2 separate regions of the Homo sapiens genome follow, and region 2 is linked to region 1. Evidence: read pairs that join two places in POLR2A ChIA-PET (ENCODE). Cell type or tissue: HCT116. All regions are shown on one strand. Each heading gives the region's core, and the rest is flanking DNA. Links, peaks and the distances in the headings are about the cores only. Region 1 overlaps LINC00973 (long intergenic non-protein coding RNA 973). Region 2 overlaps DCBLD2 (discoidin, CUB and LCCL domain containing 2).

Region 1 (4,404 bases), core at 188-4,187:
AATGAGTATGAGTGGTTGTAATAATATTCTCATTCTGTGATTATAACTTATTTAAATATAAATATTTATTGTGTACATGTATACAATGTAAGCCACATTAAAACATTTGGGAAAGAATATAAGGGTGTAAATAATGAATAAATTAATTAATTCATGATCTTTTTTCTTAAAATGACAATAGGTAGAAGTTCTGATCCTAAGAAAAAGAAACAATGCAAATGTTTGGAGAAGACCTCTAAATCTGGATTCTTCAAAGTAAAATTTGTATGCAAGGCCATTGATAAAAGATACATTGTATATGTGATAATTTCAGACCCTTCCACAATGCAGAGAAAGGATTTATTTGCATGCTAATGTATGCCAAAGGATAAGTAATTCCTCCCCTTCTTCTCCTTCTACATACTGGTCACAAAGCTTAGATTCAATGTCAAATAAATTTGAAAGCTGGTACTCGAAGTCACTGCTGGGGAAGAGAAAAGCTTTATGCCTGTAGCTGGGCCCATGGACAAAGCCAAGGATTCAGTAAAGTACTGAGGCTTACATTCCAGCTGTGTAATCATCTCCCTCTGTGACCTCGGACAAATGATTATGCTTCCATTCTTATTTCTTCATCTGTAAAAAATGACAAGAAAAGTTTGGAAGGGGAGATCTCAGTGTTCATACTCAAACTATAGATCAAATTGTTATAATTAAAACCACAACATAACCCAGTTCTACAAACCTATAGCAGATGCCATAATATTATATCATTTGTCAGTAAAAATCTGCTTCTATTCCATCTGATACAGACACAAAGGTGATGTATTCTTTAACAGGCAAAATAAATCCCAGTAGAGAATACTACTGGCATTGTTCTTTCCTTGCATTCAGCTCATTAAAAACAGAATGATCGTGTGGGAACCTTGAAAAAATGACTGAATATACTAAGTGAAGCACTTCTTTAAGAGTACATAATTTTAATTTTAATCAAAATCCCAATTTTATTTTTAATATTAGCCTTCAGCAAGAATGTGAAAACACTAAACCAAGAAAATTTACTTTGTTTATTCCTTTAGTTTAATAAGAGCAAATTGTTTCTAGTCTTAGTTCTATGAACAACAAGGTATGTGACTTGGACAGATATGGCTAATTTATAGAAAAGAACATTGTATATAATCATTATGCATTTATATTTAAGAGCCTTTACAGTAATATTGAGGGTAACTATAACATCAAGTAAAAAATTATTTAGAAGAGTTTTTACATTTTTAATCACTTAGAAAAGTATTCACAGAATACTAAGTGAACAGACAAAAAAAAGAAGTAAAACTTATATGTATAATATAATATCAACTACCAAAAAATGCCAGCGGTAGTAGAAAAATCTACCAAAATGTTAGCAATAGTGGTCTTATTTAATGTGGTGAAATTGTAAATGATATTTTTCTCTTCTTTCAATTTTCCTCTTTATTATATTCTTTAACACCTATATATTATTTTATAATCAGAAAATAATAAACTATTCATGAAAGAAAATATAACTCCCAGGCAATGAGAACTTCAGCTTCCATCTGTTAATTTCTGCAAACAGTAGTACCCATTATTACTGAGAATGCTCAGAGAATCTTACACACCAATGACATTTCAGAATCAAAGGATTAGTTATATCCCATGCCATACAAAAAAAATTGATTCCCCAGTATTACTTACTTCCTCTACTCATTACTGCAGCCAGAGATCAGGGTTGACAGTGAGGGAATAATTGTCCTTGCCTCAGACCAGGAAGCCTTCAATTCCAGGGAAAGAGATAACAATGCGAAGGAGTAACACAGCTGGGGAATACCTTATTGATGAAGCCACAAAATAGCTTTCTAAATGACCAGAAGTCGTGCCTAGCAAATGTATCAGCAAATCTCTGTGGCTTCATTACCCAAACTTCTTCCTCTAGGAAACCACCTACTTCTCCCACAGAGGAGTCATGAGCAGTTAGTGTCAGCTCAGGAGCAGCCACAACTGTCCACATGCTCCCAAGAGCTTCTAGTGTCTTTCTAAAATATACACACAGCTCTTTCTGGGTATAAGTATGACTCATTTCTTCACTTATTCTATATTTATTGAGCACCAAGTATGTGTCAAGCCCAGGAGACAAAAATATCTCCTCATTTAAAACAGGTAAGTCAAGCATTTTGAGGTTATAATTTGAAGTTTGCCTCAAGGTATTATAGAAAAAGTTTGCATTTTAGAGTCAGGTAGACTTGCGCTTGAACCCCAACAGGAAAATAATATTTATGGTTGAACTTGGATAATTTACTTAGCCTTTCTGAACTTTGATTAATATTCTATAATGGGGCTAGTCATACTAATATTATTTTAAATATCTGGTACATAATTGTGATTCTCAATAAATAATTTTACTTTGTTAGTAACATATTTATTAACAATTAAACATAAGAGAGGCATATTCTGGAAAAAATCATTACTACTTAAGAAGCATACAGAAAAATAGAATAATCAATACATATAATTAGAGCAGTATGTCCCTGAGGAACTTTGATGGAGAATAGCCCATTAGTCCCTCAATAATTTGAAATAAACTGAAATCTTTCTAGACATTTTAAATGTTTTATCTATTTCTGACAGAAGCACTAATTTTAACATAGAAGCTCTTCAAGTAAGTTGCTAACTGTAAAGTACCCTATTAAAACCACTCTTTCTGATCTACCCAAACTAAGGAAAAAAGAGAGAGAAACATACTGTTAAATTTTGGCTAAAGCCAAAGTCAAATGCTTTAGAAAAAAGGTAACCAGCTTCTCTACTTGGACCAGACTCATCAAGAAAACAAGTGAGAAAAGTCACTTTGTATCCTCATTCATTATTTTCTAGGTAGTGGGAAATAACAAAAGTGTTCCTGAATGAAAATAGAAGGGAAACGTTCTAAACAAGAGTGCCCAGGGTCAATCAAATGTGATCTTGTTTTGCTGAGAGGGAGGATATGTAGAGGAATCATGTGGGAATGAGGCTGAGGGAAAGGTGGGATGGCATTTGGAGAGGTTGTAGATTCCAACCTGAAATATTGGTATTAATGTCCTCATCATTTCATTTAAGATTTATAACATCTGCATGAACTAAGCATTTTGGAGTTGAGGAAACCAATTCCCATTAAGAGATCTGGCCAATGTCACACAGCAAGAAAGGGAAAGACAGGATTGAAACCCAATTTCCTGATTCCTAGGTCAGAGTTGACTGCATGCTTCCTAATAGACCCCTTAACAATGAACCAAACTCAAAATTTGGAAGACTGGAATAAGGAAATCTGCTAATATTGGTTACATTGTTTTATAACTTTATCCCATAGCATGTAAGGTGACAAATTTGTTTTGGCAGCATCCTTAGAATTCATGTGAACAATAGGTGTCAAGAAAGTATCATAATGAAATAGAGACAGAAATCACATATGGGTACTAATTATTTAAAAATCACTTAGAAGGTAAGTAAATCATCAAGATTTTCCTTTCTAGAGAAATGATCTAATAGAGGAAAAACATGTTTGTCTTTCCTCGGATGGTTTCCCACAATTTCAAAAGGATTGTTTTGCTTTTAACATATTTTCTCCCATGACATTCTTTGATCTTCAGATTAACTAAAATGTGTGAAGTCCCTGTTTGCTGAGAGCAAAAGAGAACTACAACTGTTCATAACCCTTCCCCTGCTCTCTTCAAGCTATGATAGGATTCAGAGCAAGGAAATATCTGCCAAGACTTGAAAATGCCATCTCTATGTTCTTGCATATGCTGTTCCAGAAGAGGCAGGCCCTTACTCTTCCTGACCTCTACAACCTTCCTTTACCCATAAATAGAATTACTGGATCCCCATTTGCAGACTCCACCTCTTATACCCCATCTCTAAGACCAATTCTGACATTTGGCAGAAAAGATGTAAATCACGTTGATTCTCTATTCTAGCATTCATCATCCTGTGACTCTCGCTCCTAGACAGGTCTTGAACTTGTATCCCAGTCTCTAACTGTGAGCAATTAAAGGACAGCAACTATATCTTATTTTATTTTATGCCCTAGAATCTAATATATTGGTGGCTTACACATAGACAAAAATGTTTGCTGATTGACTGACTGACTGACTGACTGACTGACTGGTGGAATGGAGCTTCTGCCCTGTTGGTAAAACCCAGTTGACACCTGTTTGGTAACTCAATCCCTGTTCTACTCTCTGTTTAAGTTCTTGCTTTGGTTACCTTCTTAGTAGTCTAGCCCGTCTGGGATGTAGGACCATGTCTTACACCTGGAAATGTACTTCACAGGATATGATTCCTTTCCCTGAGCTCCTACTGATAAATTTTTGACAATGGTAGAATTTACCTTGCTTTTTGAATCTCCACATATCATTTCTCCCCAGCTTCACCACAGCC
Region 2 (4,404 bases), core at 281-4,280, 91 kb after region 1:
AGAGGTGAGAGCGTGGAGCATGTGGGGAGTCACCTATAGTTCAGGACTGTGGAACAAAGAGGTTGTGGGAAAAGTGAAGAGATGAGACCAGAAAGGGAATCAGGGGCCAGATTATGATAGCCTTTGTATCCTGGCTGAAGCATTTGAACTTCGTTGTATCATCAGTGGAAAACAGTTAAAGGATTTCTAAATAAGGGACCTACATGACCCAGTTAGTATTTAAGAAACTCTGGCTGAAGTGTGGACAGTGGATTAGAGGGAGAAAAGATAGAAAGTGGGGAAACCTATTAGAGAACTTTGCAAGGGCCTGCACTTGTTCAGAGGGACTAAATTTAGAACTGCTAAGGAGATAAAAAGTATAAAATATAATGATTAGTTAAATTTGAGAGAGCCAAGTCAGTTTAATATTGAGATTTTTCTTTCTGGAATCTTCTTCCTCTTCCTGCATTCCACTTCTCTCATTCACCAGGATTTCTACCTAGCTAACTGCTTGCTTGCTTGCTTGCTTTTTTCTTTCTTTCTCTCTCTCTCTCTCTCCCTCCCTCTCCCTCTCTCCTTCTCCCTCTCCCTCTGTCACACATGCACACACACACACACATTCTCACACTCACACTGAAGCACTCATTACTTCCCTGTAGTACTCATCATCCCTGGAATGACTCTCTGTGTTTGTCTTACTCCCTATATTGTAAACTCTGTAAGGACAGGGGTCTTGTCTGACATTTTTACTGTTGTTCCTAATACCTAGTAGCACACTGCTGGACATGTGGAGGTTGTTCATTGAATGCGTAGGACATGTGGAGTTTCAAATGAAGTGGAACTTCTGAGCAAAAGTGCTTAGTATGTATATAGATAAGATTGAAGACTTTGGAGCTTTCTCCATTTAGTGACAACTGAAGTCAAGGAGTAGATTGCCCACATAGAATACAGAGTGGGGAAAGAACTCTGAAGAATAGCAACATCAACAGCTGGTAGTAACAAGGTTACATACAGTTAAGGTCTGCGAGATGCAGTTGGAGGGTTAAAGGAATTAAGACATGGGAGGAGAGATTTAAGAAGGAGGGAGGGGAGATATGAAGTAAGGGAGAAGGAAGCAAGAGAAGGAAGTGCCAGCAATGCCAGATGCTGTAGAAGGTAACAAAAGATAAGGATGGAAAATTCTCCATTGGCTTTTGGCAGCTCAGAAACTGACTGCTTTAGTGAAGAGTTTCATTGGATATGTAGATCTGTGTGTTTCCTAGGGCAGCTGTAACAAAGTACCACAAGCTTAACTGACTTAAATTTATTGTCTCACAGTTATGGAGGCTAGAATTCTGACAGCAGGGTGTGCAGAGGGCCATGCTCTTTCCTAAGACTCTAAGGTAGGATCCTTATCTCTTTCTAGCTTTTTGGTGATTGCAACTCTTAGCATTGCTTGGCTTTTAATATATCACTCCAGTCTCTGCCTCTGTGGTTACATGTGGTTCTCCCTGCATCTCTGTCTAAACTTTCCTCCTCTTAGAAAACACCAGTTGTTGGATTAGGGCCCACCCTAACTCCAGAATGACTTCATTTTAACTTGATTACATTTGCAAAATCCAGTTTCCAGATAAGGTCACATTTGTAGGTACCAAAAATTAGGACTTGAACATGTGTCTTTTTGAGGGACACAATTCAACCCGCAACAGTCTTGAACGTGAATTGCAGTGCATTGACATTAGAAAAGGAGGCAAAGAAGACATCAAGTATAGGCAACTAAAGAAATCTATGTACAAGAAGGAAAAAGTGAGAAAAAGGTGGTAGATGGGGGGTGGTGAGGGGACACCATGTAGAAGGAGGTTTTGTGTGTTTTTAGTTGTTACCCTTAGTGTTTTAAAGCTTGTAAAACTGCAGATCCAAGGCCCCACTGAAGAACTACAATTACAGGTTATAATTTGCAAAAAAGGCAAAATCAGTTGTCTTGCAAATATAAGATAAACACACCAAATATTTTGTTCAACTCATTCATTAATGAGGGAATCAGTAAAATGTTAAAACTGTCCATAGAGTATTTGAGAAGCTAGGTGTTTATAGGCAATGTTAGGATATGATAGCTGCATTAGATGGCCAAAACTGATTAATGGCCAACAAAGCCTTAAACTTTTACCTATAGGTTATTTTTTCAACTATAGAAAAATTATGTGCATCTTTACCAAACAATCTGTAAGTTAACATGTAACCAAGACTGCAACCTTTAATCAGCATTAAATAGCAGGTGGTAATTATTTTGCCCTATAACTTTGAGTGGCTTTTGCTTTTTATGACATTTAAAGGATGTGCTGCACACTTTTTTTTTACCCTATTTCCAAGTTTCAGGTCATCTTTCTGACATACTTGTTAGAATCCAGGGAGGTGGAAATAGGAGCCTGAGAACCTTTAATTAGCCTGTAAGTGATTCTAACATTGACTTGACTTTGAGTACCACCAAATAAGAGAAAACTGAGAGGCTTTGAGTGCCCATCTGAGGCTGGAACCCATTACTATCTGATGACACTCATCTCCTGGGTTTTGTGAGTTTTTTCTCTTTCTATAGTGCTCAACTCTTTGACAAAGAGAAATTATTTAATGATCTAGGGTGGAGCTTTTGCCAGGCAGATATATGCTCAAGAAGAATACAGTGGCTAGAAAGCGAAGATATCAGAAAGAGTGTAGTTAATGTATTGGACGTGAGGCCCAGACTAGGTAGAGAAAGAAGTGAGGCCAGGATCAGCTTAACAGATGGAGAGAGAAGAGAGAAATCCAGTTCACAGAAAGTATGCAGTGGGTGTAAGAGAGCTGAGAGGTCAGGAGACTGTAACCAGAAGAGCGAGATGTTAAAGTTTTTAAGATTTCAGAGTTGGGAGTAGTTTCCAATAATGGCAAAAATAAAGTCCAGGTTGTGGTCCTGAGAGTGAGTTACTGAACTGCAGTAGAGGTCATTGGGTTGATTAGTGAGCATTACTTTCTCATAAATTTATACTTTCTACAAGACACTAGAAGCTTTAAAGCATGCTATAAATTTAAATTTCCTAAAATAATGTGCCATTGTTCTCTTAACTTTCGCCAGATTGTAGCCAAGTGTACTGGGTCAATAAACAATGGGCAAAAGCTGTTCTGATCTTTTATGACAATAATAGTACTCACAAATATTTATTGAGCACATTGTTATGGCTTAGGACCTTGACACCAGTTGTTTTCGTATGGTATGTCGTTTAAATCTTAACCTTGGTAGCTTGAATTGTTAATATTCCCATTTTACCCCTGGCAAAACTGTGATTTAGCAGCAATAAGTAACCTTTTCAAGGTCATAGTGAGTGGTAGATAGGACATTTAAATTGATTGTATGACTCCAGTGTGTATAACCATTGCATTCTAGGTAGAGTATGTGCATGGTGGAGTTGAAGAGGATTTATATATAGCTCACATTCCTTCATGTTATTCAGTTTTGTAGATTATCACACATGCAGAGATGAGTTTGAGCTTAAAAAGAATGAAGCTGGGGGCAATGTCTTTTTAAAAAAATGGTCACATTGACCCTCTTTGGACTCTGAATGCATGTGCATCTTATGCAGTATTTTAAAAATTAAATAAATGAGCTATCAAGCCACAAAAAACCATGGAGGAAATTTAAATACATTCTACTAAATGAAAGCAGCCAATCCGAAAAGGCTACCAACTATGTGATTCCAACTGTTTGATGCTCTGGAAAAGGCAAAACTAGGGAGACCCGAAAAAGATCAGTGGTTACCAGGGTTTTGGGGGAGGTAGAGATGAGCAGGTGGAACATGGGATTTTTAGGGCAGTGAAACTACTCTGTGTGATACTATAGTGGTGGGTACATGTCATATATTTGTCCAGACCTATAGAATGTACACCAGGAGTGAACCCTAATATGAACTGTGGACTCAGGGTGATAACAATGTGTCAGTGTAGGTTCATCAATTGTAACAAATGTATCAGTTTAGTCAGGAATGTTAATAATGAAGGAGGCTATGCAAGTGTAGGGGCAAGGGATATATGACAAATATCTGTTCTTTCTATTCAGTTTTATTATGAACCTAAAACTGCTTTAAAAAGTGAAATATATTTTAAATACTAAATTTATGTTATATATGTTTTACCACAATTTAAAAACTGTAGGGATGGAGAAAGATATACCTTGTGAACACTAAAGAAGACTGGAGTCACTGTATTAATTTCAGACAAAACTTCAGAACAAGGAAAATTACCAGGGCTAAAGAGGACATTAAAAAATTAAGTGAAATTAGAGTAGTATTTGAATTATCTGAGATTTGTAGTGATGCAACTTAACAAACCTCACAATTACAAGGTTGATATAGTACTTCTGGTCTAAAAATTCACAGTACCAAATAATAAAAACTTTATTGTAACCAAATGAAATCAGAT

The links. Peaks named below come from ENCODE experiments on the same cell type or tissue, not always from the same donor. Only the 100,000 strongest peaks of a DNase experiment are listed, where the experiment ranks them.
Region 2: POLR2A ChIA-PET joins it to region 1 with 8 read pairs; 6 of 35 experiments call an interaction of 5 or more read pairs at or near these places.

The regions. Positions count from the first base shown.
Region 1 is chr3:98,978,672-98,983,075 of GRCh38, reverse strand. It overlaps LINC00973 (long intergenic non-protein coding RNA 973), which reads right to left. Exons shown (of 3, transcript NR_186665.1): 2 at 542-612. Among named protein-coding and RNA genes, the nearest start is that of LINC00973, 66 kb to the right of the region's middle. In HCT116, for the core only: no CTCF peak of the experiment used is centred there; a DNase peak (open chromatin) is centred at 1,875; H3K4me3 peaks cover 1,784 bases; H3K27ac peaks cover 4,000 bases.
Region 2 is chr3:98,887,349-98,891,752 of GRCh38, reverse strand. All of the region lies in intron 1 of DCBLD2 (discoidin, CUB and LCCL domain containing 2), which reads left to right. Among named protein-coding and RNA genes, the nearest start is that of DCBLD2, 12 kb to the left of the region's middle. In HCT116, for the core only: no CTCF peak of the experiment used is centred there; no DNase peak of the experiment used is centred there; H3K27ac peaks cover 4,000 bases.